Regions from separate parts of the Mus musculus genome. Here regions 1 and 2 are each linked to region 3. The links are chromatin loops, found by intact Hi-C in ENCODE. Cell type or tissue: gastrocnemius. All regions are shown on one strand. Each heading gives the region's core, and the rest is flanking DNA. Links, peaks and the distances in the headings are about the cores only. Region 1 holds the start of Gm40377 (a long non-coding RNA gene). Region 2 holds the start of Gm31547 (a long non-coding RNA gene). Region 3 has its middle 17 kb from the start of Tmsb10.

What was found. A loop is a pair of places that touch in the nucleus more often than their neighbours do. Peaks named below come from ENCODE experiments on the same cell type or tissue, not always from the same donor. Only the 100,000 strongest peaks of a DNase experiment are listed, where the experiment ranks them.
Region 1: a loop joins it to region 3, with 7 times the contacts of the local background. A loop is called at or near these places in 27 of 42 quality-filtered maps.
Region 2: a loop joins it to region 3, with 5 times the contacts of the local background. A loop is called at or near these places in 36 of 42 quality-filtered maps.

The regions. Positions count from the first base shown.
Region 1 is chr6:73,222,337-73,232,442 of GRCm38, reverse strand. It overlaps Gm40377 (a long non-coding RNA gene), which reads right to left and starts at 9,646. Exons shown (of 3, transcript XR_869180.3): 1 at 9,341-9,646; 2 at 8,213-8,290; 3 at 6,609-6,712. In gastrocnemius, for the core only: a CTCF peak has its summit at 4,420 (motif pointing right); a DNase peak (open chromatin) is centred at 9,124; H3K27ac peaks cover 1,165 bases.
Region 2 is chr6:73,005,274-73,015,379 of GRCm38, reverse strand. Gm31547 (a long non-coding RNA gene) reads right to left here and starts at 8,280. Exons shown (of 3, transcript XR_377768.3): 1 at 7,651-8,280; 2 at 6,808-6,925; 3 at 4,649-5,230. It overlaps Gm20560 (a long non-coding RNA gene), which reads right to left and starts at 3,470. Exons shown (of 4, transcript XR_001785283.2): 1 at 2,043-3,470. In gastrocnemius, for the core only: a CTCF peak has its summit at 5,097 (motif pointing right); DNase peaks (open chromatin) are centred at 3,361 and 5,102.
Region 3 is chr6:72,936,264-72,946,369 of GRCm38, reverse strand. No RefSeq gene overlaps it. Among named protein-coding and RNA genes, the nearest start is that of Tmsb10, 17 kb to the left of the region's middle. In gastrocnemius, for the core only: a CTCF peak has its summit at 5,715 (motif pointing left); a DNase peak (open chromatin) is centred at 5,688.

The DNA.
Region 1 (10,106 bases), core at 1,151-9,150, 290 kb before region 3:
TGCCTTACCTCCCAGGGCAGAAATGGCAGGGCAAACGCCTTCTGCAAAGAGAGGCACCAAGGTCAAAATGGAGCAAAATTATGTTGTTTGCTGGTTAATGGCTAACTAGCTTGCCCCTTTATTGTCCACAAAACTTGGCGACCTCCTAGGTCTACGTGGCTGTTGACCTTTCCCACGGCAAGGAGGGAGGGGTTTTCTTTCACTGTAAACACAGTTGACAAATAAAACACTGAGCGGACTGGAGAGGCGTGTACTGAAAGGAAGCTGTTCTGTACGTAACCACCTTAGCGGGGATGAGAATATTCCAAAGAGACGCTTGCTTTTGATCTTCTTTGCCTACCAGAGTAGACAAGTGGCCCCCAGGAAATTGGCATTTCTCATGGAATCTAATGCTGGAAGAGGGAGAAGGCTGAAGGCAGCCAGAGAGGGAGCCTGTCTCCCAGAAAGAGTTTTCATTGGGTTCAGACTTAAGACTGCCGTGCAGGAGAGCCCGGAGCCCAGACAGTGCCGGTGGAATCGCACCTTGGCCAGGAAGGCTTAGCCATACACACCTCTGGCTTCCCACTGGAAGCCAAGCCTCTTGTTGAAACCCTGAGTATGGACTTGGGGAGTCCTGGACTTCTCTCTCTCTTCTCTCCAGTGCAGCCACATTGAGTAAATCTCACCTTTCTAGTGTTTTGCATTGCTTGTTTATTTAAGTGACCTATCCAAGATGGATGGTCAAGTCTAGCTTGCTAGGGCTTCCCAGGGTCTGTACCCTGACACTAACCAGCCCACAAGAAAACAAATCTATGGAGTGCTTGCTGGTCTCCATGGTTCTGAGGGAGCTTAATGATCAGAAGCCATTCAACAAACACCCAGCAGGGCCCTCTGCCCTCTGCTGTTGAAGACCAAACCAGCTGTGAACAGGTATGTAAACAAAGTGGCACACTGACCCAATAAAACTTTATTTATAAAACCAGGTAGCAATCTGAATTCAACCCAGAGTATACAGTTAGCTGACCTGTGCTGTGTGCTACATATATGGACAAGATATTGTATATATACAGATTCTATATTACACTGTTTGAACAGACTAGACACTATATAGCCTGTGTTTTATACGTTTGCCTGGACAGTATACCATTCTTTTGAACAAAATGAGGTAATGTATATCTGTGACCCATGTTTCATTAATTGTATTTAACACACTATTCATTCAAAACAGATAGCTTTACCTCGTTACCTTATCGGTTATATCAATCTATATTATATTTTATTTGAACACACCCTCTTTAAAAAGCTAAGAACAAGTTCCTTATAAAAAAATATCCTTGTGCCTTTGATCAAATGGTTTTAAAAGCCAATGAACATCTGTTGCCCTTGTAGGCCAGAAAAGGAGTCAGAGTCCCCTGGCATTGGAGTTGCAGGTGGTTTTGGACTGCTCTGTGGGCGCTGGGACTTGAACCCCTGTCCTCTAAGTGCTCCTCGCAGCTTAGACCTCTCTCCAGATCCATCCCCAGCTTTCAAAATCAACAAATATTGCAAAATTCTCTCAGAGGCACTGTACATCCTGTAGGCAAGAAATTTTGGCCAACTTTAGGTGATTTCAATTCCTAAAGTAAAGGGGCCGGTGAAAACGATGGCACTGGATGTCTCTGAAAGACCCTACACCAGTGGTCCTCAACATTTCTAATGCTGTGACCCTTTAATACAGCTCCTCATGTTGAGGTGACCCCCACCCCCAGCCATAAAATTATTTAAGTGCTACTTCCTAGCTGTAATTCTGCTACTATCATGAATCATAATTTAAATATCTCACATGTAACCCCCTTCCCCCCAAAGGAGTCATGACCCACAGGTTGAGAACCACTGCTTTAAATGAAATGGCCACCCAAAGACGGGGTAGCTACACATGTAGTTCAAATGACCCAAAGGAAGCCAGAGTGGGGTACTGTTGGCAGGCGCAGCAGCCCAAAGACAGGTGATGGAGTGAGATGTTAGGCTAACATATGGAGAGAAGGACTCGCCTGGGACTGGCTAACAGGGAAACTTGCTTAGTTTTAAGGAATGATCATAACATGCAAGGATGTCAGGAGGCATTGAAAGGAAATATGTCAAATAGCCCAAAGAGTTGTTTGTGAGCTTTAAAACCTGGGGCTAAAAAAAATAGCAGAACAGGCCGGGACATGCCCGGGCAGGCCCATCATTACCTGTCCTGACTGGCCTGGTACCTCCCTATCTCCCGCCCTTCTGACAGTCTGTTGATGTTTAAATGGACCAATCATGTGAAACCGCACCAATTCCTCCCCCAGCCCCACCCCTTTTCTATAAAAGTCCCTAGCTTCCAAGCCTCGGGGTCGAAACCACTGTCTCCTGTGTGAGATAAGTTTCGAACCAGAGCTCCGCCATTATGGCTCCACCATGTGGTCGACACCTCTGTCTCCTGCGAGAGATATGTGTCGGCCCGGAGCTCCGTCATTAAACTACCTCATGCTTTTACATCAAGATGGTCGTCTGTTCGTGGTTGTCTGTTCGTGATTCTTGGGTGCGTGCCGAACGACAATTGAGTGGGGGTTTCCCCACTAGGTTCTTTCAGCATGATGTGGCCAATCAGAAAAGAGTAAGCGACAGTAGCAGGGGCAGGAACAGGGACTTTGAGTTTACAGATATGTTATGACATAACAAACATAGAAGAGAATCATTTTTCTTTCTAGAGTTTCTTGTGGCTCCTTGTTACTTTCTATCAGTCAGAAGATTGGTCACCCTCAGTTCTGACAGTCATTTTTATTGTGGAATTACCAGAAAAAAGTTCTGCAAAAGTGTTGTACGTAGACCTAAGACACAGGGTGTTTAGGAGGGTAAAGGCTCAGAGAAGAAATGAGGGAAGAATGCTATTGTCCTCAAATGTGTTAAAGGAGATCGTGAGGATACTGCAGAAGAGAGCTGATGGCTCTGCCACAGACGGGATTTCTTACAGTAAAAGTCTTCTCACAGGGTCATAGAGTAACATACGTTCTGCAGGAGAAACCCAGTCAGGCATGGTGGTGCAGCCTTTAATCTCAGCATTTAGAAGGCAGAAGCAAGCGGATCTCTTGAGTTCAAAGCCAGCCTGGTTACAGAGTTCCAGGATAGCCAAGAAGCTACACAGACAAACACTGTGTTATAAGAAAAAGAGAGGAAGGAAGGAAAGAAGGAAGGAAGGCAGTTGAGGTTTTGTCTTTTGCTATGTGTTGTAATGCTAAATACTGGCCCTCAACGCCTGGTTGCCTCCAGGGATTAGTGAATCCACTAACTAACTTAACTTAAAACTATTGGTTGAATAAAGATGCTGACACCCTATAGCTGGGCAGAAGAGAGGTAGGTGGGGTTTTGGTTCCCTGGCTGGGAGTCTGAGGCAGGAGCCCTGGGAGCAGGGTGGGGATACGGAGAGAGGAGAAGATGCTATGGGGTGGGTGTGTCATGAAAACATGGCCCCAAGGAATGGCCAACTGGAGTTAAGAGCTGCCCAGTTGGAACACAGCAAGTTATAACTCGGGGTTACTGATGGGGAAATAGATTCTAATAGCTCAGAGGGTAGATACCTACCCAGCTCTAGTGCATATAAAGGTTGTGTATCTTTTATCTGAGAACTGAATGATCAAAGGCTGGGTAGAAACCCCTGATTGAGATTAAATATTTGCAACAACAAGAAAGAAAGAGAGAAAGGAAGGGAGGGAGAGAGGAAAGAAGGGAGGGGAGGAAACGCCTACTTGCTGGGCACCACTCCTAACTTGAGTACTCTAGAGACCCTTTGTCCAGGACAGCCCTTAAAACTTAACATGCAGGAATTGCTGCTTTCGAAATGTGGTGCTGGCTGACTCGGGAGTTGGAGGCAGGAAGTTAGAGCCTGTGTATCTAACAAGTTCCAGATGACACAATGCTACTAGCCCGCAAACCACACTGTGAAGATTAAGGACTTAAGCCAGAGGCTCTGGGACTTGATTGCACACTGGAATCCTCTGAAGAAAAGGGGATGTTTCCCTTCCAAAAACTTTTAATTCCCAGAATAGAACTACCCAAGACTGACCATGGTTTATCATATATATATATATATATATATATATATATATGTGTGTGTGTGTGTGTGTGTGTGTGTATATGTATATATGTATATATGTATATATGTATATATGTATATATGTATATATGTATATATGTATATATGTATATATGTATATATGTATATATGTATATATGTATATATGTATATATGTATATATGTATATATGTATATATGTATATATGTATATATGTATATATATATAAACAATGTCTCAACTACAAGAAAATATAGTAATAATTATTGACTTTCATAACTTCTGAGAAACTAATCTCTCAAGTTTTTTACAAGTCTAAGAAACTACTAGAGCCACAATTCCTAACTTATTTTGTAGTATATTCATTTGACCACAAGATGGCGCCAAAGGAACAAACTATGCATCAGGAAACCTTGCAAAGCCGACGCCCCCCCCCCCCCCCCCACACACACACACACACACACAAAGCTAAGAGATAGAGACCACCTTCCCAGGTCTGAGGAAAAATCGATCACAGAGTCCTTTAAGAAGTGATCACATTTATAGAAAACAATATGTATACACAACCGTAAACACAATTTCCAAAGGTCTACAGGACCTGAAATTTAAATTCTCCCTTACCATTATCCATCTATCCTTCTTCATATCTCCTGCTTCATAAAGAAAATAGAACCTGGCCCTACCTAAATCTTCCGATTTGCTCACTTCACCCTCCATCTTCCTCTCACTGTCATAGAACAGACTCGGTTTTTTTTAAGGGGTTTTAAATATTTATTTTGTGTATGTGGTGGCGGAGGTCAGATGACAACTTGCAGAAATCAGCTCTTCCCTTCCACTGTGTGGGTTTGGGGAGTCGAACTTCCGCTGTCAGCTGTGGCAGCAAGCCTGCTTAGCCACTGGACCATCTCTTGGGCCAGATACCATTTCTTTTCATTGAAGGTTAAATTACCCTGTCCCTGATCTGTTCCACCCTGATTTCTGCCAAAGTTTGTACCTTCTTGTGTCAGTTTTACACCCACTCACTTTTCTGATATTTAGAATAGCATAAAGTCTTTATTTTAAAATATAAAAAGCCAAAGGCTATCACACAGATGTATGTCATGAACATTTATGGCTTTCTACCATATACTTTCTGAGTTTATATGAAGTCAGCGCTTATAAAAATGAAGTCATATCTGTGCGTGTGTGTGTGTGTGTGTATGAGTGTGTATGAGTGTGTGTGTGAATGTGTGTGTGTGTGAATGTATGTGTGTGTATGTGAGTGTGTGAGTGTATGTATGTGTGTATGAGTGTGTGTGAATGTATGAGTATGTGTGTGAATGTGAGTGAATGTGTGTGTGTATGTGTATGTGAGTGTGTGTGAGTGTATGTATGAGTGTGTGTGTATGAGTGTGTGTGAATGCGTGAGTATGTGTGTGTGACTGTGTGTGACTGTGTTATGTGTGTGAGTGTGTGTGTGAGTTGTGTGTATGATTGTGTGTGTGAATGTGTATGTGTGTGAATGTATGTGTATGTGAGTGTATGTATGAGTGTGTGTGTTTGAGTGTGTGTGATTGTGTGTGTGAGTGTGTGTATGTGTGTGTGACTGTGTGTGACTGTTATGTGTGTGAGTGTGTGTGTGACTGTGTGTGTGAGTGTGAGTGTGAGTGTGAGTGCATGTGCATGCCACGGGTGGTGTTCCTTAGGCCCTGTTCACCTTGGAGGTCTCTAGTTGGCCTGAGGCTCACTGATTAAGCTGGGGTGGCTGACTAGAGAGCCCCAAGAATCTGCCTGCCTCTGCTTCCCCAACACGAGCGTTACCAGGGTCCCACGTGTGGATTCTAGGCAGCAAACTCAAGTCTTGTTCATGCTTGCAAGGTAAGCACATTACCAGCTGAGATACCACCGGAGCCTCCTAGCCTTTTTCTTTTTTAAAAAGTGCTTTTAGTAATGGTGTCTACTTGTAATTTCTGTTGCGGTAAGTAATGAAATCCTTGGGGAAAGACTACGTGTCTCTCTGACAACTGGGACGATAGACTGTTCCATTTCACAGGTCAAGTAACCCGAGAGAAAAAAACCCACAGGCAGAATGAGAGATTATGGCTACCAAAGAAGGGGAACGTGGGCTGCATCTCTGATGCTGTGGTGGCATATTCTATGTCATTTATTTATGTATTTGCTTATTTATCTGCCTGTGTAACTCTGGATGTCCAGGAACTCACCTTATAGACCAGGCTGTCTCCTGAGTGCTGGGGCTAAATGTCTGTGCCACCGTGCCTGGCTGGCATCTTTTAGTGTTAATAGCAAACAATAGCTGGGCAGGTGCAGTGATCAACAGTGGTCCACACAGTACAGAACACTGCTTCTCTCACAGGTTACTTCTACTCCCCGAGCCTCTTTACAATCTAGCTGTCTTTGGCTAGAATCTGTTTTCTAGTCACACTCTGTGGCTGGAAAAAAAAAAAAAAGGACCCAAAACAACCAAAAAAGCCCATGCAGACCAAAAGCCGCTTTAGGGAAAAACGCATTTATTTGGCTTACACTTCCTGGTCATAGTTCATCATTGAGGGAAGTCAGGGCAGGAACCCAAGCAGGAAATTGAAGCAGAAACCATGGAGGAGCACTGCCTGCTGGCTTGCTCAGGCTCATGTTTAGCTTACATAGCCTGGGACAACCTGCAAAGGGAATGGTGTCACCCACAGTGGCCTTGGCCCTTGTATACCAATTAACAATCAAAACATTCTTTCCACAGGCATGCCCACAGTCTAGTTTGATCTGGGTAGTTACTCAATTGAGACTGCCTTCTAAGATGACTGCGTCAGGTGGCTCTGCCAAGTTGACAGTTAAAACTAACTCGGACATTCTGGGTGTTTTTCAAAATCGCAATTAACTACTCAATAAGAAAGCCAGTTTGGGAGTAGGGAGAAATGAGGAAATGTTGATCAAGGGGTACTTAGGCTGTCCCTAGCTCTGAGAAATAAGGTCTGGTGTTGTGATGGTTTGTATATCCTTGGACCAGGGAGTGGCACCATCTGAAGGTGTGGCCTTGTTGGAATAGGTGTGACCTGGTTGGAATGGGTGTGTCACTGTGGGTGTGGGTATAAGATCCTCACCCTAGTTGCCTGGAAGTCAGTCTTCCACTAGCAGCCTTTGGATGAAGACATAGAACTCTCAGCTCCTCCTGTGCCATGCCTGCCTGGATACTGCCATGCTCCCACCTTGATGATAATGGACTGAACCTCTGAACCTGTTAGCCAGCCCCAATTAAATGTTGTTTTTTTATAAGACTTGCCTTGGTCATGGTGCCTGTTCACAGCAGTAAAACCCTAACTAAGACAGGTGTTTATTGCATATTTATTGTGTACAGTTTTAAAAGCTGAAAGGAAGCATGGAAAATGTTTACAGATCACAGCAGCTCCTGTCAGGACCCCAGCTGCCATACGCCATGCTCCCGGGTCATCAGCGCATAGATGTTTCTTCTTCTGCCTCTACCATGGTCAAGAAGACACAGCCAGATGTACTTGCCAGGTTTCTTAGGAGCCAACGAAATAGGATTTGAAGAGAAAGATATTGCAGCCAGTGAAGACACTGGGGAAGTGTCTAGCTGCCTGAAAGACAGTCTTCTCCTGGCAGCCTTCGGATCAAGATGCAGAACTAACTCTCAGCTCCTTCTCCAGCACCATATCTGCCTGCATGCTACCATGCATAATTGATAATGGACTAAACCTCTGAAACTGTAAGCCAGTCCCAATTAAATGTTTGCCTTTATAGGAGTTGTCTTGGTCGTGGTGTCTCTTCATATGAATACAGGTGCTAGAGAGATGGCTCTATAGTTAAGAGCACTGGTTGCTCTTCCAGGGGATCCAGGTTCGATTCCCAGCATCCACAAGGCAGCTCATCACCATCTGTAACTCCAATTCCAGAGGATCTGACATCCTCTTCTGCTCTTCAAGGGCACCAGGCAGGCATGAGGGGCACAGACATGCATGAAAGCAAAACTCTCATTCACGTAAAAGAAAATAAAAAATTAAAAAGAATACTTAATTTTCTTCAAAATAATATCAATATATCCTGCCTTTCCTCGCACTCAAATAACATGAATGGACAACACAATTTTTAGGATCATCAGTGTGGCTGGCAACTCATCTCAGAGAGTAAAGGTGTTTGTTACCTACCGAGCCTGGAAACCTGAAGTTTGACGCCAGGACCCACAGAGAAAGGAGAAAACCAGCTCTCCGATGCTGTCCATTGACCTCCACACGTGTGCCATGGCAACACACACAGCCGCAGGAAATAACAAACAAGCAGACGAATAAATAAACAAAATGTTCACTAAGTATCTTTAAAAGAAAGAAAATCCATTGGTGTTAACACATGTTTTTTATTTTAATTATATTTTTATTTAACCCAATTCACTTAAAATATTGTTAGTTCATGTAGTCGATACAAAAATTAGTGAAGTATTTTACATTATTTCCTACATTCTACGTCTTTTTGTTTGTTTTTTTGTTTTATTTGCTACTATTTGTTTTGTTTTATTTTGTTTTGTTTTGTTTTGTTTTGTTTTGTTTTGTTTTGTTGAGGCAGGATTTCTCTGTGTAGCCCTGGCTGTCCTAAAACTTGCTCTAAAGACCAGGTTGGCCTCTGCCTCTGCCTCCCAAGTTCTGGATTTAAAGGCATGCGCCATCACCACCAGGGTTCCAAGTCTTAGAGTATATTTTATCTTGTTGATTTAATTTGAAAGTATATTTTATCTTATTGATTTAGTTTGAGACAGGGTCACAAGTATCTCAGGCTAATGGAATATAATCAACACTGCCCCTAACTTCTGCATTAGCATATTACCTGCAAAGACAAGAAATAAATATCATTTAAAGTGAAGGAAAACCAGTATTTTAAAATTCTAGAAATAGAAACTCAACAACAAATTAAGCTATCCCTACCCTCCTTTAAAAAAAAAATGCCAGCACATTACACATGGTGGCAAGCTGCTTTGAACAAACTGGGAATAAACAGTAGGCCAGGGAGTCCCAGAAAATCCAAGCCAAGAGCCTGGAGGCCAATGATGTCCGGGGACGCTGCCAAATGGGGCAAAGTTGAAATTCCTGTGAGTGCTGAGAGTGGAATGTGACACCTCAGCCTACTGAGGCTTGGGCTTCTCTCTCTCTCTCTCTCTCTCTCTCTCTCTCTCTCTCTCTCCCTCCCTCCCTCCCTCCCTCCCTCCCTCCCTCCTTCTCCCCCTGCGCTTCGCCCTCCCCCACCTCTGATGGTGGTCTTGTGGAAGTTTGAGTACAAAATCCTACCTGCCCGAAGAAGCCCTCTCCAGCACACAGCGTGCAGCCTAAAGTGGAGAACTGAAGGCCTGGGAAGGGACAGCACCCCATATAAGGACATGCGCAGGAAGTCAAAAAGTGGGGAGAGAGGCTGAGAGCCTGAGGCTGTGCGGCTTCCCAAGGATCCAGGGCTGCCCTTTCAATGCTATCCATCCTGCTGCTTGGATGCCTTACTTAGCATGCCTGATGGGTCTTTCCTGTTTATCTTTCTCCTAACATCCGACCTTCGTCATTAAATAAGACCTTTGCTGCTAAATTAGTGTGCACTCATAAAATGTGTCATGTTAAATTTATGAGCTTCTAAAAAGCCAAGTTGCCAAATATATATATATATATATATATATATATATATATATGTATGTATGTATGTGTATGTATGTATGTATGTATGTATGTATATATATATATATATATGTATATATATATATATATATATATATATATAGTGTTTAAACACTCCCCAGGGCCAGTGAGATCGGTCAGCAGTCAAAGGCACCTGCTGCCAGGCGCAATGACCTGACTTTCATCCCCGGCAGCCACATAATGGAAGAACGGATCCGAACTAAATTCTCCTCTGGCTTCCACATACACACTGTAGAACCTACACACACACACACACACACACACACACACACACACACACACACAAGCACTCATGCGCGCACAAAATAAAATGTTTTGTGAAAACTGTAATGTGTTCCCTGAAAACTTCACATGACAAGAGACAAAATGTCAG
Region 2 (10,106 bases), core at 603-8,602, 69 kb before region 3:
GAAAACAAGAATTCTTCTCAATTGGGTCTATCAAGATCAGACCAGACTATGAAATTTTTTTAAAGATTTATTTATTTATTTATTTATTTATTTATTATATGTGAGTACACTGTAGCTGTCTTCAGACACTCTAGAAGAGGGTGTCAGATCTTGTTACAGATGGTTATGAACCACCATGTGGTTGCTGGGATTTGAACTCAGGACCTCTGGAAGAGCAGTCAGTGCTCTTAACCACTGAGCCATCTCTCCAGCCCCCAGACTATGAATTATAAAGATGACCATTTTTAAATTCCAAGAGATCAGACAACGTCTTGGCCCGGATCCCAGAGTTACTGAATGAGGAATGTCTCTGTTTTGAAAGCCAGCATTAGCACCCAAACCGCAGGAGTCCAGAGGGACAGACCAGCCCTGATGACCACCATATGGCTGTGGTAAGAATTTGCATGCCAAGAAGCTGCAGTTGGGGGCAGAGGGAGGGACCTGTCCGTGACAGGGACCTGAGAAAGACAGACTCAGGCACATTAGAAACCGCTGTCGTTCCCAAGCCACCCCACCCCCACCCCGCCTCTGTGTCCACCCAGTGGCTTTTTATCTTCCCCTCTTTAAAGACAGGAATGTGTATTAGTACATTAATTAGGTGTTTGGGGCCATTTCCACCAGAAACCAAATGGCAGAACATTAGGAGACCAGCCAACTGTCCCACGGTTCAGTGAGTGCTAAGGGCCTTGATAAAGGAAAGCTCAATTCAGAGTTCGCCCATCATTAGCCTCTGGTAATCTTGGGCATGGATCTAGCTCTCTGACCACCGCTGAGCACAGCCAGGCCATGAGGATTCCTCCCTGGGTCTCGGCCCCTCTCATCTACCCTAGTCTGGGCCTGTGTGAACACCATGCAGGCACGCCAAGACACGACAAGGGGAGGCTCCCATGACCTCAAGTTCACCTGATCCTTTCAGCTCAGCTGAGGCATAAAATACCTAAACCCATGGACACCTTGAGAGGAAGTGGCCCAACTTGCAAATACTACACAGGGCAGATTAATATTCCATCAGTGAGGAAGATTAAAGAGCCACCATGGCTGCGGGCAGTTGCTAAGCCTCCTACCTCACTGTCTCCAGGCTGGCAGCTCTTATGCATTTAAAAATGAAATTTGGGACTGAGCTTGGTGCAAAAGCACTTGCTGCTACTATAGAGGACCTAGGTTCAATGCCCAGTGCTCACAATCTTTTATGAAATCCAGGTCTGGGGGAGCCAATGCCGTCTCCTGGCCTCCATGAGCACCTGAACTCACATGATATGTGTACACAGAGCCAGGTGCATACATATAAAAACAAGTAAATCTTTTAAACTGCAAGACACACAGGACACCAGAGGTCAGACCTCTCAGTAATTCCCTGTTGTTGTGGGCAAGGAATGCCGTCCCTCCCTCCCTTCCTCCCTTCCTCCCTCCCTTCTTCCCTCTTTGTTTTTGTCTCTAGACCATGTCCTGCAGCTAATTATTTTTTTCTTCTATGGTTCCAGCCAGAGTTGCTTCATCTTGCTATCACTCATAGGATCACTCCCTCCAGAACCAACTTTCACTCAGTCCCTGTCTTAAGTCAGAGTTTCTATTCCTGCACAAAATCATGACCAAGAAGCAGTTGGGGAGGAAAGGGTTTATTCAGCTTACACTTTCCACATTGCTGTTGATCACCAAAGGATGTCAGGACTGGAACTCAAGCAGGTCAGGAAGCAGGAGCTGATGCAGAGGCTATGGAGGGGTGTTACTTACTGGCTTACTTCCACTGGCTTGCTCAGCTTGCTTTCTTATAGAACCCAAGACTACCAGCCCAGGAATGGCATCACCCACAAGGGGCCCTTCCCCTTGATCACTAATTGAGAAAATGCCTTACAGCTGGATCTCATGGAGGCATTTTCTCAACTGAAGCTCCTTTCTCTGTGATAACCCCAGCCTGTGTCAAGTTGACACACAAAACCAGCCTTACAGTCCCCTATGCCCCAGATCTTCCCCCTCATCCACCCTGATGTTTGTGAAGCACTTACTCAACACAGGATCTCAGCATCTACCGATCCAGACTCCACATATCTGCTTTTCAGACTCCACTCCATCTGGTTCCCATTTGATATCAGCCAGAAGAAAACTTCCTTGAAGAGGCTCCCTCTAAACCCAAACTGTAACTAGTACCCTCCAACACACATACACACAAACATATGACCACACACCACAATGCTTGTGCTTCCCTGGCTTACTGACTCAGAATCTGGTTTCGTCACCAGACTGTGTACGTCACGAAGCCAGGATCAACAGCTTTCCAGTTTGCCCAAGTACGCACATAGCTGCAAACACACCAGAGGAGCTCAGCCTTCGCTTTCGTTTAAGGGACCCTGGATTCCAGCCTCTCTGGTATAATTCTGCCGGAGGCTTCCTGCCCCTTGGATTTAGACTCTTCTATCCACTGCTGACCCACAACCTAGCCACGCTAAGAATGTACTTTCTCTGAGGACCAGTTCTAGCAAGCATGCTTGTCTCTACAAAGCTGCCAGCTCTGAACAGTTACAGAATGGTCACAGAACTTCCAAAAAGGGGGTGAAAATTGAGTTCTTTGTGACCTTTATTCTCACTACATTCAGGCTTTAATGGGCCCATCCACACATCCATATTTGTTCTAACAGGTATACACACAAGGCTAGAATCAAAGCAACTACCTTAAATGGGGCGACAGGCACATAGGGAAGGTTACCCGATGAGAGGCCTCCCATCTCTCCCAGTGCGAAGGACATTCCTGTGTCTGTTTGACTCACTATTCCCAGGGAAACCCAGATGCAGACATGCTCTGCCCACCTCCTCTGCCTCACCTCCTCTCCAGACACTCTTAACTGAATGGTGTGGATCCGATGAACTTCGAGTGGCATCAGTCCTGGGACTTCTGCTCCTCCTGGCCTGGAAGCCCTAAATCTCTAGACAGGAGCAGTGGGGTGGCAGCGATGGAAAACACACACAGAGAGACACACACAGACACACACACAGAGACACACACACTCACACAGAGACACACTCACACAGACACAGACACACACTCACACAGAGACACATACACACAGACACATACTCCACACAGATACACACACACTCACACACAGACACACACACACACACAGAGACACATGGAGACACACACACACAGAGACACACACACTCACACAGAGACACACACAGACACACACTCACACAGAGACACATACACACAGACACATACTCCACACAGATACACACACAGAGACACATGGAGACACACATACACACACACTCACACGGCTTCCAGTGCCAAGGCTTCTGGATCCAGGACTTCCAGAGCGAAGCTGGCCAATGGCCAAGCACGGGGAAAAGCTTTTATTCTTGTCTCTGTACAGCCAAGAGTTATTCGTGTGACATGGTTCCCTCCCTGACACTTGCGGCTCAGGACATCATGAGGGGCCTAACGTTCAAGTCCACCAAGGGCAGCAGTTCTTACCTGGTTCTCCAAGCCACCCACAAATCCATGACATTGATACCTTTGGCTCTCCCCATGTATCCTCATAGGCTACTCTCCCAATCTCCCGGGCCCACGATGAAAATCCAAGATTTGTATATGGCATTTTCTTGGTAACAAACAGATCCACAGTGTGTCCAGAAAGACAGACCATAAAAGGCAGGTCAGTTAAAGACGTTTGGAAAGGGCTTAGAGGCCACTGGCGTTTTTTTTGTTGTTGTTGTTGCTGTTGTTTTTTTGTTTTTTTTAACCTGTAGGCCCTGCATATCAAATATTTATTTTTATTCGATATTTAATTTACATTTCAAATGTTGTCCCCTTTCCTGGTTTCCCCTCCAAAAACCCCCTCTTCCCTCCCCCTTCCCCCTGCTCACCAACCCACCCACACCCACTTCCTGACCTGGCATTCCCCTGGGGCATAAAGCCTTCACAGGACCAAGGGCCTCTCCTCCCATTGATGACCAACTAGGCCATCCTCTGCTACATATGCAACTAGAGCTATGAGTCCCACCATGTGTACTCTTTGGTTGGTGGTTTATTCCCAGGGAGCTCTGGGGGTACTTAAAAAAAAAAATCAAAGTGAATGCAAACCCTGCTTGTCCTGTATTTTAAAGATTCATTTTAGTGTGTGTGTGTGTGTGTGTGTGTGTGTGTGTGTGTGTGTAGGAGGTCATAAGAGGGTACAACATCCCTGGAGTTGTACTTATAGATGGTTGTGAGCTATCCCATTGTGATGTCTTGTATATGCTTGGCTCAGGGAGTGGCACTATTAGGAGGTGTGGCCTTGCTGGAGTAGGTGTGTCACTGTGGGCATGGGCTTAAGACCCTCACTCAACCTAGCTTCCTGGAAGTCAGTATTCTGCTAGCATGCCTGTCTGGACACTGCCATGTTCCCACCTTGATGATAATGGACTGAACCTCAGAACCTGTATGTAAGGCAGCCCCAATTAAATGTTGTCCTTATAAGAGTTACCTTGGTCATGGTGTCTCTTCACGGCAGTAAAACCCTAACTAAGACACCCATATAGAAGCTAGGAACTGAACTCTGGTCTTCTCCAAGAGCAACACGTGCTCTTAACTACTGAGCCTTCTCTCCAGCCTCCCACCCTGTATCTTTTTGAAGGTTTTATTCAGAAAGTTGTTCTCCGGTGGTTGGTGGCCAACCTATCACCAGGTGACGTGCTCAGGAACTGGCCACCAGTCCCCTCCCTCACCCTGGCCTGTACTCACACCTGAATGGCCTCTCCCAGAGGGAACAGATATTTTCACAGCTAATAGGAAACTCAAACTTGCTTCTAGCTTTCCTCTAAAGGTGACTCTAGTCTCCAGACATCCTTTTTACAAGTTTTTATTTGCCTGTATTTGTAGGGAGAGAGGGCTTCTGGGTCTCAGGATTGAACTCTGAAGATCCAGGTTGGCAGGAAATGCCTTTACTCGATGAAAGCATGAGCCATTAGAAGGACCTCTGCCCACCTTTGTCTAGGATGAAACTCATAAGGATGAAGTTTCCTCCCGCGAGGCTGAGGGTGAGAATTCCAGGCCGCTAGGAGGATTCCAACCACTAGGGGGCAGTCTCCTAGAGCAGCTGTAGAGCCCATCCGCCTCAAGTTGGGCTCTCCTTCCCAAACCAGCACCAGTCAGGGCTGACCTCAGCTTTGAGCTACAGGGTTGCAGAACCTGGCAGGACAGTTACTAACGGCTCTGTGGAATAAAAGGGGGAAGGCAGATGAAAGAAAAGCCAAGAAGGAAAAAAAAAACCTCAACCAGGCAAAAAATAAATCAGGAAGTTCCTCACATGGCAAATAAAGAGAAATGGCCACTTTCTGAATCTGAGACACGCACACATGAATATGCACATTTAAAAAAAAATTCAGCCAAAAGAACTTAGAATTTATTTTTTATTCGTGTGCGTGTGTGTGTGTGTGTGTGTGTGGAGTTGCCCGTGGAGACTTAAGAAGAAGGTGTTGGATCCCTGGAGCTAGAGTTACAGGCTGTTATGAATCACCCAATGTGGGTGCTGGGAACCAAACTAGAGTCCTCTGAAAGAGCAGCAAATCTCTTAACTTCTGAACCATCTCTAAAGTCATGAAAGAATTATTCTCGAATAAATTTCTTTGTGACTTACTGCCAGGGAATGTCTCATCTGTATACCCGTGAGCAAAAGGAGCCACATGTGGAGAAAGATTTAAGAAGCCCAGGTTGGGCTTTCTGAAAGCCTTTCTGTCCTCTGTCCCTCCCTGCTGTCAGTGGCATGCCACCTGCTGGGGTGAGACAGGATTCAGCCTGCAGTGTCCATCCTCAGTACCTCCCCACTCCTTCTCCTCAGACCTTCCCACCAAGTGATGCACTGCCAGTCACACCCGCTGGTTCCCATCTCTCCACCCCAGCATCCTTGTGCAAAGGGATACTGGTCCCCATAGGGGAGACGACTCCCATGCCTGCAGAGCAGAGCTGTCACATGCACATTCTCAAGGCGTCAGCCTTGATCCCTTCTGCTCCCTGACAGCTGGCGCATGCTCTGTACCACATCCCCTGAAACCTCTGCCTGTACGTGGGCTCCTGGAGTAACCTTCACTGATTGATGCCTGTCTGTTTCTGAAGATGCCTGTTAGCTGCAACCAATCCTTGGGTGACATCTAAGCCTGCCTTTTTTTATATTTAGTGCTCCGTGTGACTTCTAGTCTTTGCCCTCGGGACACCCTAGTGTGCATACACGGTGTCTTTGTTCTTCAGCTCTACAGAAGGCAAGGGCCTCTCACCTGAGAGCTATTCCGGCTAAAGAGTCTGATTTCCGTGGAGCAGTAGTTACAGGCAGTTACGAGCCGTCTTCTGTGGGTACTGGGAACCAAACTTGGGTCCTCTGCAAGAGTGGCAACCATTCCTAAGCACTGAACCATCTCTCAGGCCTCTTATTGATTTTGTTAATTAGAAGTTTTCTTTTTTTTTCCTTCTTTTTTTAAAGTACGTGTGCACATGCATGTGTGTAGATATGTGCTTGCACGAGGCAGAGGCTAACTATCAGACTCTACCTTATCTCTTGAGGCAGGCCATACACTGACTCGGAGAGCGCCATTACAGCTAGTCTCCACCAGCACCCAGAGCTGCTGTTACCTGTGCCACCACACTCAGCTTTTGAAGTGGGTATTGGGGATCCGAACTCAGCTCCTCAGACTTGCACAGCAAGCTCTTTGCCCTCTGAGCCACTTCCCCAGTCCCAGAACTTCAACTCTCTGATGCACTGATGTGGCATGATTCTCCTTGAGGGGAAGAACACGTACCAAGTTCCCCAAACACACTTGAGACCACATCACGAGAGCAAGGCTCACTGGATCATGGTTGGATTCAGCCAGACTCAAGGTATTTTGCCAGCTACATGTTTTCCTTGGCACTGGAGATCTAGGAGGGAACAGGAAATGCTGGCATCAGCTGGAATAGGGGCTGGCCAGACTCTACCAAGCCCCTGACACTGAAGAGCCTCTGGTACTTTCTCACCCCCTCTTCCTGGGTGTATATGGTGTATAATCTCCCACAACTACTTTTCTATCTGCTTCTCAGACACCTGCACATAAGAAGCTCCATCTACTGGGCTGTTCTCTCCTGGGCTGAAAAAGTACAATTTGGACCAGGTGGACACTGCCTGAAGTCTTCAGTAAGACATTTTCAATTCTCTAGAGACTATGAATTTACGGTCTCAAATCAGCAAAGGACTCTCTTCAGCCCCCCAGGCCATCTTCCCACCCCACCCCAGCCCTAGCTCCAGCCCAGGCCCTGAAAGTTGGAGAGATTTACTACCAGTGTGTTAGTCTTCCCACCTGTAGGTAAGGCCCTTGTCCTAAATGAGTGCGCATCCACAGACATTTACATAGATTGGCTAATCCAAAGAGAACTGAAATAGAGTTCAAAATCAAATAAGTCTTTGGGGTCTTTTGCTATGTCCTCGTGTGACAGAAAGCAGAATCGCTACTCAGCCCAGTGCTGTGTAAGCCCCTCCTCCTGCCTTGTTTTTTGAGATAATCACACATAGCTCAGGCTGGCCTCGCTATGCAGATGGGGATAGCCCGAGTTTCTGATCCTTGGCCTTTGCTTCTTGAATGCTGGGATTATAGGCATGTGCCACCAACCATTTGTGTGGCGCGAGGGATGAGGTCCAGGGCTTCACGGATGTTAAGCAAGGACTCTTCCTTCTGAGCTGCATCCCCAGCTCCGGGTGAGCCCCTTTCTTAAGGGCCTGAATTCCATACCTAAGAAAGGAGACATCATGTCCGGATCCCTTCTTAAAAGTCCCACACTACGACACCTGAATTTTGGAGGTGAATGTTGAGACCACAGCACCCCTCATCTCCCTGGTTTTTCTAATAGTCCCTGTTCCTGTTAGGAACCTGAACCCAAGAGATTAGGGACAAGGTCCTGCCAGGAGTTATCTTAGCATCCAGTTCCCCAGGAAGGCAGTGAAAGGGAGTGTGGAGTCTGGGACTGCACACCAGCCGAAGCTGCTTCTGCTTTCTTCGGGCAAGTTAACTCTTTAACTCTTTGCTAGTCTGTGGCCAAACGCTGCTGACTTTGGCATTTCAACCCCTGCTGACAGCAGCAGGAGATTAAGGGGGAACAAACGCTTAGTTACCTGGCTCTCTTAGGACCCCTTGTTGACCAGTCAAGAGAATCAGAGTTCCCTACTAACTCTTCGTGAGCCAAAGAGAAAAGAAAAGGAAGGAAGGAAGTCACACACACACACACACACACACACACACACACACACACACACTGGTCAAGACCAACCACCTGTTTCATCAGTTTCACAAGTGCACTTGCATATTTATATACATACACATATACCTACATACATATGAATGTACAAACATATAGACAGTCATGTATACATATATACATTTACTGGATGAGGCAGAGCCCCAAAAGCCACACTTTATTTCTTCTTTCTGGCAATTTATACCTTCTTAAACAAAAGTTCGTTATAAGATTACCTCATAGGTAAAAGGTTACACAGAAGGGGAGCTACAGAAGGAAGCTGATAAGAAGTTCAAAGCATCGTTTTAGTCTATGAGCTCAATATAAGTTCAAAGCCACAGTTTCACATGGTCTTGCTTTATTCGTGCACACCTATGGCCTCATCCTTGGACCTGACCTAGAATGAATGTTTTCCCTTGAGCACAAACCTGTTCCAAACCTATTTTTCTTCTTAGTACAGTTTATGAAAGCTCTTTATATTCCTCATTATACAGACTTTACTTACTATTCTATGAGGAGGGGGCACATTCTATTCTTGATTCTAACTTTATTACATCTTTCTGGCAAAACAACTAAAACCGTCTCTTTAAACTTTCCCCCTAAAATTATTTGAATCAAATCAGGAATTCTATAAAGTCATTAATTCATCTAAACAGCATTAATTCATGGAAAGTCATCTTCATGTTGATCTGCAGGAAATTTGCCCAGGAATCACTGGGCTATGAAACAGTGACAGGAAAGGCACATCAGCAGAGAGAAGCAATCCAGGGATGAAGTCTCTGGAGCTGTACCTGTCCAGAATGTACCCACTGAAGGCCATGTAAAACAGTGGGTCATCTCCAGGAAACTGACTTGCTTGCTCTCATAGCCTTTCCTAGATGGCTTCTGTCAAGGTCCTAGTTTGTAAAATCCCATCCTACTTTACTTTCTGTTGCTGCTATTCTGAGTGGAAACATTTTTGGTGAGGAAAAGGGCTTACTCACCTCATACTTCCATGTCACATTCCTCGATTGAAAGAATCCAGGAACAAGAATCTGAAGATGGTAATCTGAAAAAGAAGCTATGCAGGAACTCTGCTCCCTGGATTACTCTCTGGCTCACTCATATACTCTTATAGCACAAGCCTGGGAATGGTGCTTCTCACAGTGGACTGAGACCTCCTGCATCAACTAATAAAATCAAGACAAACCCCGCCCCCCCCCCAGACATGTCCATAGGCCAATCTTATCTAAGCAGTTCCTCCATTGAGCCTTTCCTCTTAGACTGTATGAGTCTGTATTAGCCTTCCTCTTGACTATATTAAGTTCACAGTTAAAGCTAATTACATGTCCTTCCAGCCTCTCCGAGGGGGCCCTTCTCGTTGATCTGCTGGCCAACCTCTTCTGTCTACAGATCTCTGGGTCAGACCTCCCTTCCCCCTACACGTGACACAGTAGAGCTAAGCTAATAGTCCTCTTGGTAGCACATGATCACATTCCAGAAAAGCAATGATCACACACAAAGGCACATCTGCCAATTATGGTCGACATGAGGGACTCAGTCAAAATTCTATACCATTGTTGCACAGCAAGGGCTAGCCATTAACCCTGATAACCTGAGTTCATCCCATGACCCACATGGAGGAAGGAGAGAAGCAACTCCCTGAGATGCCCTCTAACATCCTCACAAGCATCCACAGACATGCACTCAGACATAATGTAACTTAATTTAATATCATACATAATGTTCCATCAGTAAAAGGGAAGTGGGTGTGCTTATCCAACATGTGGAGGGCAGTGAGGACTGCTCAGACAGAAGATCAGACTCCTACTCCCAGAACCCACCTTGGGCATCT
Region 3 (10,106 bases), core at 959-8,958:
TACATGAATCACAGGTTTCAAGTTTTATTTTCTTTCGGTGGAAGGAGAGTACTGACTCCCAAAAGTTGTCCTCCGACTTCCACACATGCGCTTTGGCACTCACATATGAAGAAAAAGATATATTCATATGCATAAAATTAAGATAAATATTTTCTAAAAAAAAAAAGCCTAATAAAGTGTTACATACAGTTAATGCCAACAAGAAGCAGCAGTAGACAATATCCATGAGGCTGGCCAGAACTACTTAGTAAGACCAAATAAAAAACTCACTGTCTCTAAATTTTAAAATAAATAAATAATAAAGTAAAAATGGAGAAGCAAATAGGATACATAGGTAAGTAGGTGGTAGGTAGATAAATACTGCTGTAAATTTTGTGTATGGTTTTCTAGAATTCGAATGAATAGATTTATGTATCTCACACCTCTATCGAGATAGAGAGCTGAGATTGGAGTTGAAGTTCAAAGGTAGAACTTGCCTAACATGTTTGATCCCCAGCCCTGCAAAAATAATAATGAATAAATGATACTCATTATTAATAATATTAACATGTATAATAACAAGATTGAAATCTTCCCATATGCTATTAGCCATTTGTATCTCTTCTTTATGATAAACTCATATAAATGACCACTGCTTCTTTTCCTTTCTTGAGACAGGGTTTCTCTATGTAGCCCTAGCTGTCCTGGAATTCACTCTGTAGACCAGGCTGGCCTTGAACTCACAGAGATCTGCTTGATTCTGCATCTGGGTACTGGGACTAAAAGTGTGTGCCACCACAGCCAAACTATGGGCACTGCTTTGTCTAGAATTTGTGTTCCTTGTTCCTGGCCTGTAGGCTCTAGCATCTGAGTACTTGTTCCCCGGCTGGTGGTTCTATTTAAAGAAGTCTGTATGTAGCCTTCCTGGAGGAAGAACATCTCTGGGAATGGCTTTGAGACAAAGCATCATTCCTTGTTCACTATCTCTACTTGTGGTTAAGGATCTAAGATCTCATCTCTCTGGGCTGGAGAGATGGCTTAGTGGTTAAGAGCACTTGACTGCTCTTCAAGAGGTCCTGGGTTCAATTCCCAGCAACCACATGGTGGCACACAACCATCTGTAATGGGATCTGATGCCCACTTCTGGTGTGTGTGAAGAGAGCAATGGTGTACTCATATACATAAAATAAATAAGATCTCATCTCAACTCTCTGCTTACCGCCCAGCCACCATTTCTGCCGCCACCTGCTGCTGTGCTGTCCCTGCCATTACAGGCCCCAAGCCTCTGGAACTGTAAAACCAAATAAATTCTTTCTTCTTTAAGTCGCCTTGGTCATGGTGTTTTATTATAGTAATAGAAAAGTAACCAGTACAAAAGTTGGCAACAGGGAACAGGCTATTGCCGTGAGGAAACTGATAATGGTGGATTTTGGAGAGATGTAAAAGGCTTTGGAAATTTGTGCTTGGAAAGTGGTTAAATGTTATAAGCAGGGCTTAATGAGCCATTATGAGCTTGGAAGACAGACAGTGGTGAGGAGAGGAGCCACATTGCCTGTGGAGAACCAGCTTGAGAGATTTCAGAGGAGAACAATAGTAGCAACTGGGCTAAAATACTTAATGTGTGGCTCAAAGATTAAAGGAGCACTAGGAAGTGTAACGGAGCTGAATCCTGTGTTCAAGGATATTAAATGGAATTAAGGAAGTGGTGACCTCTGGGTAAGATCCCACTCAGCTAAGCTTATTGTTTATGTGTTAGAAGCTGAACAAGGGATAGCCATATCAAGTTAGGCATTGTGTGACCTGGTTATTGTTTCCATCTGGACATAAGGAGTTATGATTGTGTCTTCAGTTGACAAGGGATGGATTGTGGTGTCTATTCTCTTTGGTTGACAATTTGACTCTATCTGGAATAAACTACAATCCAGTATGGAATGCACACCTATGATCCAGATCTTGAGGCATAGTAACCATGCTTATAAAAAACTTATGAAAAGGAATTAAAGAAAAGCTTAGCTCTAAGCATAATGTTACATACCTTTAATCCCAGAAGACAGAGGCAAGCAGATCTCTGAGTTCAAGGCCAGCCTGGTACTGAGCAAGTTTAAGGACAACCAAGCTTAGGGGGCTGGAGAGATGAAGAACACTGACTGCTCTTCTGAAGGTCCTGAGTTCAAATCCCAGCAACCACATGGTGGCTCACTACCATCCGTCATGAGATCAGATGTTCTCTTCTGGTGCATCTGAAGATAGCTACAGTGTACTTAGATAAATCTTTTAAAAAAAAAAAAAAAAAAAAAAAAAGGACAGCCAAGCTTAGGCAATGAAGGAGTTGGAAAACAGAAAGCTGGTGATAATATAATAGAATGAGAGGCATGTTTCAGCCCCAGCACACACACACACACACACACACACACACACTGAGAATATAGCTCAGTTAGTAGACCCCTTGTCCACCATGTTTAGAGTCCTACTTTGATCCCAGTCAGTGCTACCACATCTGGTAGCATAAATATACCTCAGGAGGTAGAGGCGGGATCAGAAGTTTAAAGTTATCCTTAACTACTGTCTTAGGGTTTCACTGCTGTGAAGAAACACCGTGACCAAGGCAACTCTTATAAAGAAAAACGTTTAATTTTACAGTTTCAGAGGCTCAGTTCATTATCAAGGCAGTGTGTACCAGACGGCTTCAGACACATGGCTCTGGTTTTAGAGTCAAGAATAGAAGGGGTCAGCCGAGCGTGGTGGTGGCGCACGCCTTTAATTCCAGCACTCAGGAGGCAGAGGCAGGCGGATTTCTGAATTCAAGGCTAGCCTGGTCTACAGAGTGAGTTCCAGGACAGCCAGGCTTATACAGAGAAACTCTGCCTTGAAAAACCAAAGAAGGGGTCCCTGGGACAGTTGATGCTGGAACTATGAAATTAGTGGTGATTAAGAAAAGACCAGGGGGCTGGTGAGATAGCTCAGTAGGTAAGAGCACCTGACTGCTCTTCCGAAGGTCCGAAGTTCAAATCTCAGCAACCACATGGTGGCTCACAACCACCCGTAATGAAATCTGATGCCCTCTTCCGGTGCCTCTGAAGACAGCTACAGTGTACTTACATGTAATAAATAAATAAATAAACAAACAAATAAAAGTGTTTGTGCACCACCACTCTCTGGCTGATATTGTTAAAAAAAAAAAAGGAAAGAAAGAAAAGAAAAGAAAAGAAAAGAAAAGAAAAGAAAAGAAAAGAAAAGAAAAGAAAAGAAAAGAAAAGAAAAGACCAGCATGACTGAGGTGAAATCTTGAAATCTTCTGGGAAGTATTTTCTGAGAGCACAAAGAAGCTGTGTTCCAGAGATACATTGTTCTAGCAACTGAACTTGGTAATATATGTAAGAGTCACCCAGGTGGACTGGTTTTGAAGGCCATCACCATGAAGAGGTCATGGAGAGCAGTTGAAGCTTGGCACTGTGAGAGACCAGAAAGGACCATTGGTGAAGGTGCAATCTCAGTGGCAGTTGAAGGTCCAGGACTGAAGGGGTCATGCAAAGAAGTTGAGGCTTGGCATCATGAATAAAGCCTATGAGAGACTATGGGTGAAAGTACAGCCTACTTGTAGCAGAGGACCTTAGCATATTAGAGATGCCAGTACCATGGGATGATCACTAAGAACTGCAGCAACAGTGGAGTGGAGTCAGCCAGAGCCTAGAGTGCTGCAGAGAAGTGGCCCAAGCACTTTGGAGGAGCCCAGGAGATCATGTTTGGGTCCCAGGCACTGGAACAAGAACCTGTAAAGTTGAAGTTACCTTGGAGACCCCAAGATGTAAGAGATGCCAGAGCCATGTGATATCTGCTGAGGAAAGTGGCTAACAGGGAGTAGAACCAGCCCAAGAGAAAGAATTGTGTTGCAGTCAACAGTGCTGGAAGGAGTTGGACATCAGACATGGAGATACAGAGCTTAGAGTTTGCCCAGCTCGTTTCTGGTCTTGCTTTGGTCCAGTATTTCCTCACTATAACATTTTGGAATGGTAATATATATCCTGTAATACTGAATATATGTGATCTGTTTTTTTATTTTTATTTTATAGAGAATTTCAGTTAAGAGATTGCATGAATCTCAGTAAAGACTTTGAACTTTGGACTTTTAAACATTGTTGAAACAGTGAAAGTCTAGGAGGACTTTTGAAATTGGACTAAATGCATTTTGAATCGTGTTATGGCTACAAGCCTATAAGAGCCAGGGAGTGGAATGTGGTGGTTTGAATAGGTTTGCCCCCCCCCCCTGCCATAGATTCATGTGTTTGAAGGCTTGGCCCATAGAGAGTGGCATTATTAGAAGGTGTGGCTTTGTTGGGATAGATGTGGCCTTGTCGGAGGAAGTGTGTCTCTGTGGAGGTAGGCTTTATGATCTCATATATACACTCAAGATATACTCAGTGTGGGATCAGAGCCGTCTCCTGGCTGCCTGTGGAAGTCACACTCAGTGTGGGATCAGAGCCTTGTCCTGGCTGCCTATGGAAGATACACTCAGTGTGGAATCAGAGCCGTCTCCTGGCTGCCTGTGGAAGACAGACCCCTTCTGCTGCCTGCAGATCAAGATGTAGAACTCTCAGCTCCTCCAGTGCTATGTCTGCCTACACACTGCCTTGATAATGAACTGAGCCTCTGAAACTGTACAATTAAATGTTTTTCTTTATAAGAGTTGTCTTGGTCATGGTGTTTCTTCACAGCAGTGAAACCCTAAGACAGTAGTTAAGGATAACTTTAAACTTCTGATCCCGCCTCTACCTCCTGAGGTATATTTATGCTACCAGATGTGGTAGCACTGACTGGGATCAAACTAGGACTCTAAACATGGTGGGCAAGGGTCTACTAACTGAGCTATATTCTCAGTGTGTGTGTGTGTGTGTGTGTGTGTGTGTGTGTGTGTGTGTGTGTTTAATTTAGACTAAATAGTGAGGCCTTGAATTCACTAACCAGTAGCCAAGGCTGGCCTCAAATTTAAGAATTAGATTCCAGGTATGAGCAACCACAGCTAGCCCTGTTCAGTTAAAAGAACAAGCAAACAACAACAATAACAACAAACCTGAGACAGGATCTTATGTAGCCCAGGCTGGCCTCAGACTTATAATATGGCAAGAGTGACCTTGGGCTGCTTGAATCTCCTGCCTCTATCTCCCAAGAGGTAGGATTACAGGGGTGAGTCGCTAAGAAAGGCTTCTTTCAAGCAATTTTGAAGTTGAATCCCTTTAAATGGCACTTTCTCTCTCACCAGACCCCACCACTGCCCACTAAATGCACCCTTACATTGTCAATTTTCCCAGAGGCATCTCCCTCTGTGACAAGGAAGGCCCATGAGTAACTTTTTATGGTGCCAGAATCCAGTTCCTGTTAGTGATGTTGGGGGAGTAGCCCCTCTATCACTATCATTGTACAACTGTGGGTGCCCAAGCTCCCAATCACAGATTGCTTGGCTAAACCCTACCTGGCTTTCAGACGTGGAACTAAAGGGCAGCTCTCCTGTTCACCTTTATCATCACTGTGATGTCCCATTTCCAAGATACCATCACCTTCCCTCAACTGGAATTCAGTTCTGCCCGGGAATGCCCAATGAATTCTGTGTGGTTTTGAGGGGAAACAGATAGCTTTTATACAAGGTTACAAGGATCTCAATCCACCTAGGCTGTGGAACCAGGCTAAGCAAAGACCAGACCTGAGAAAGGGCGAAAGTCCACCATCTAGTGGCCCTTGCTGGTATAGCAACAGATAAATGGACACATTTCATATTGGCTTTTCTGTGATCATGAACAAAAATTAAAACTCAGAGAATAGTCTAATACCTAGAGACCACACCATACCAGAGACAGCAAACAAAGGAATAGAACGAAGCACAGTAGCATAAGCTTGTGATCTCAGAACTAGGGAGGCAGTTTCAAGACAGCCAGGACTATGTGGAAAGAACCTGTCTTTAAAAACAAACAGACAAAACTATTTCTATTTATTTTCCTCATATATATATGTATGGGAGGGAGTGGCTTGAGTCCATTACACCATGCATATAGAAGTCAGAGGCCAACTTGTAGGAGTCCTTTCTCCTGCTACCATGTGTACCCTGAAGACTGAGCTTAGGCCATCAGACTTGGCAGCAAGTGCCTTTACCCCCTAAGCCATGTCATGGGCCCATTCCTGTCTCAACTGATCTGATAACTAATTGTTCAAAGGTATACCAGCAACAAGATCAATAGTATGACAATGTATCTGTCAATTACATTGGATTTTGTAATACATTGTAATTGTATTTAATTACAATGGATAAATGAAATAAAGGATACCAACATTTATAGAAAGATACAAGTCCCCGTTGATTCATGGGCAGGTGATTACAGCAGTCAAAGACCAAAATGACTGAGTCTTGACTTCCAAATTTAAAGATATTGAATCTATATAGTTGTCTTAGTTAGGGTTTCATTGCTGTGAAGAGATACTATGACCAAGGCAACTCTTATAAAGAAAAACATTTCACTGGAGCTGGCTTAAGGACTTCAGAGGTTCAGTCCATTATCGTTATCGTCATAGCAAGAAGTGCGGCAGCCTGCAGGCAGACATGGTGCTGGAGAAGGAGCTGACAGTTCTACATCTTGATCCAAAGGCAGGAGGAGACTGTGTGCCACACTGAGTGTAGCTTGAGCAAGGAGACCTCAAAGCCCACCCCGCAGTGACACACTTCCTCCAGCAAGGGCACATCTCCTAATAATGCCACTCCCTATGGCCTATGGGGGCCAATTACATTCAAACTACCACAATAGGGATGACTTTCTCCTTTGGAAATAGAGGGGGAAATGTCTGAAAGGTAGGGGAAGGGAGATCTGAGGAGGAACTGTGTGGCTAGACAAATGGAGAAGTGTCCCGGGATACAGAAGTGTTGAACAGAAGGGGCAACCTGGAGATTCACATGAGGGTCTCAGAGGAGAGACTCTTCCTAGTGAAGCTGGAAGAGGCAGAGGGTGCAGGGAGCACCCCAGTACCCCTAGAACAAGAAAGGAAGAATTCTCAGTCAGCTAGGGCCAGTGTAGGCCAGGGTCCAGCCAGCTATCTCCTGTAGAAAAGGAGCTACAGGATAATCAGGCCAGTGACAACTGTGACAACACATTCAGATAGAAGCTGCCATGGAGACCAGGCTAGCCTTGAACTCATAGACATCGGCCTGCCTTTGCTTACTAAGTGCTGGGATTGAAGGTGTGCTGGTTGAAGAGACACTTGGTCTCTTGAAGCATCTTCTATGATGACAAGACTGACCTAATCAGTCCCACCAGGTAAGAAGCTTTACAGTGTGTTGCTTGCCGTGCCAGTCCAAGCCTACCGTTACCAGCTCGGACTAAAGAGACACCTACATCATCACACTTTTCTTGTTCTGCAAAGAGGCCTGATTGAGTGCTTATATATTCCTTAGATTTTTTTTTAGACGAAGGAAAAGCAAAGAGGAATCATAAATAAGTGCCCGAGTGTAACTGAAAAGTTACTTTTATTGGGGGTTTCTCATGGCCAGATTCTCTTTTGTTGATTTCTTTGTCAGGGTCTCACACAGCATAGTCTTGACTCTAACTTGTTATATAGCTAAGATGACCTAGAACTTTTGGCCTTCCTGTCTCCATTTCCCAAGTGCTGCAGTCTGGTTTACCCGGTACTGGGGACTGAACCCAGGGCCCTGCGTGTGTGAGACAAGCACTCTACCAAGACACACACACACACACACACACACACACACACACACACACACACACACGGTTTTACATCCCCTTCCCATCCCCAAAACAAAGAAACAAAATAAATATAGGCTAGGGAGAGCACTACCTGATGAATGGAAGCCAAGGTCTCGCAGCTCTTCAGAGCCTAACCCAAGAAAGCTACTCTCATTTGCCTTACATGCCTGGCCCGTGAGGTACTACCCTCTCTTGAGTTTTCCAAAGGAAATAAGGGAGATGCCTCTGACTCTCTTCCTCCAAGGACGAGAGGATCACCTGCTAGGTCCCTTTCATCTCTGGGTGTACTCTACAACATTGGGCTAAATTTAAAATGTGAAAAGTAAAAAGAAAAGGTTTGAAAGAAGGAGAAAGGCAGAGGACAAAATTATTTTATGGAGACAAAATTAATCCAGATTTTGATACTGCCAGAAGCTGGGCTCCCTGAGCTTCTGTGGCCTTGAGCTCCCAGGGCAGGTTTTAGAAGGAACCAGAATCCCGACATCGGTAGTGTCCTGCCTACGTGGTAGCCGTTAGACTCTGGTTTCAGTTTTAAACATGTGTGGCTTGAAAGGGGACTTTCCCCCTGGAACAGGAAATGCTGATGACAGACAGAGCCTTGACCAGGGACCAAACTTGTCAGAAAACATCTACATCTGGTAAGCTATAGTGACCAAGCTGATGGAGTAGCCACACAGCTGCCAGTAGTTAGCCAGGCTAGCCCTAAGCAGGTGACCCAGAAGTCTGAGATTCGGGACCTTTTCAGAAGCAAGCCCTGAATTTGTGAAACCTCAAAGCCTCTCTTCTTTTGTAAGAAGTGTAGCAAATGAAAGCTAACACTATGATAAGCAGCTGTTACAGACAGTAGACTCATGCTATGTCGACCTAAGGAATGAAGTGCCAAGACTGCCTTTGGGCAAAGGATAACTGAGGCAGGACATGGTGGGACACAACTGTAACCCCAGCCCTCAAGAGGCTGAGGCAGGAAGCCTGGACTACAAAGAAACACTCTTTCTTAAAGTAGGGGATGGGGGGGAGGAAAGGCAGAGCATATCACAGTACAGTGCTCTGTCCTGTGATCCAAGCAGTAAAAAGTGAAGAAAAGCCACCAATGAAACAGACACCAAACCACAAGAGTAAAGCCATGAGGTTACGGCACCCGCCCTAGAGACCAGAGCAGTGATCCCTAAACCAGCTTCACATTCAGTTAATTTCTTGGTGGTGACCACTTCTGAATTTTAAAAGCCCAAGACCGAAAAAGTAGGCTGTTCCTATAATGCCAGCCCTTAGGAGGAAGAGACGGCAGGATCAGGAGTTCAAGGCTATATAGTAAACTACGAGGGGGGTTAGGGGTGGGTGAGGGAAGGAGGGAGGGGTAGAGGGACAGGGACAGGGACAAAGACAGACAGAGTTTTTGATCTGGCATACCTTTCCCCCAAATAATCCAAACCTAGAGAAAGTAGAGAATGAGTTTGGGACCAGAGAATGTGATAGGGATTAAACCCACAGCCCCATGCTAATCTACTATGCTCTCTATACATACATTGTATTCGCACGAGAAAAAGTTTCCTCTTTTTTTCCTATAGTATAATATGACACAGCTGCCTTGTGTTTCCCCCCTACCAGTATGTGTTACAGGGTGTTCCAGATCAGTTCAAGAGTTTCGCCGGGCGTGGTGGCGCACGCCTTTAATCCCAGCACTCGGGAGGCAGAGGCAGGCGGATTTCTGAGTTCGAGGCCAGCCTGGTCTACAAAGAGTTTCCTCCCCGATCTCATTTCTCCACAGCATTCTGTCGAATGGCGCCTTTACCATTGTGCAGACCACGGGGCTTCTTTCTGCGCTCAGAAAGTTACCAGCGCTGCTGCAGTAATAAACTCTGGGAAATCTGACTTTGCACAAGAGAAGTGTAGTCCCTAGGAGGGAAAAAAAATGAGAACAAAAGAATTAAGGAGAAATGGTGACATATCTTTGTTGATTGCTGCCAAATCGTCCATTGCTGCCAAATCCCTATGGTCCATGCCGATCCCGCTGCCCCACCTGTAGCGCCCCAGCTGCAAATGGATCCATCCTGACCCCCGATCTGGAAAGCTACTTTTCAAAGGCCCCCATGTTGGCTACCTAAGTGGGCACAACTCTGGAGAAAGAGACCCTTCCTCCAGCCAAAGCTCATTTGCTATTGGACGCTATCCAACTGACAAAGTGCCTCCATCAGAATGGCCTGACAGCAGAGATTTAAGGCATTTTCTCTTTTTTTAATTTTTAAAAAATATTTATTTATTTATTATATGTGAGTCCACTGTAGCTGTCTTCAGAAACACCAGAAGAGTCAGATCTCATTATGGATGGTTGAGAGCCACCACATGGTTGCTGGGATTTGAACTCAGGACCTTAACCACTGACCCACC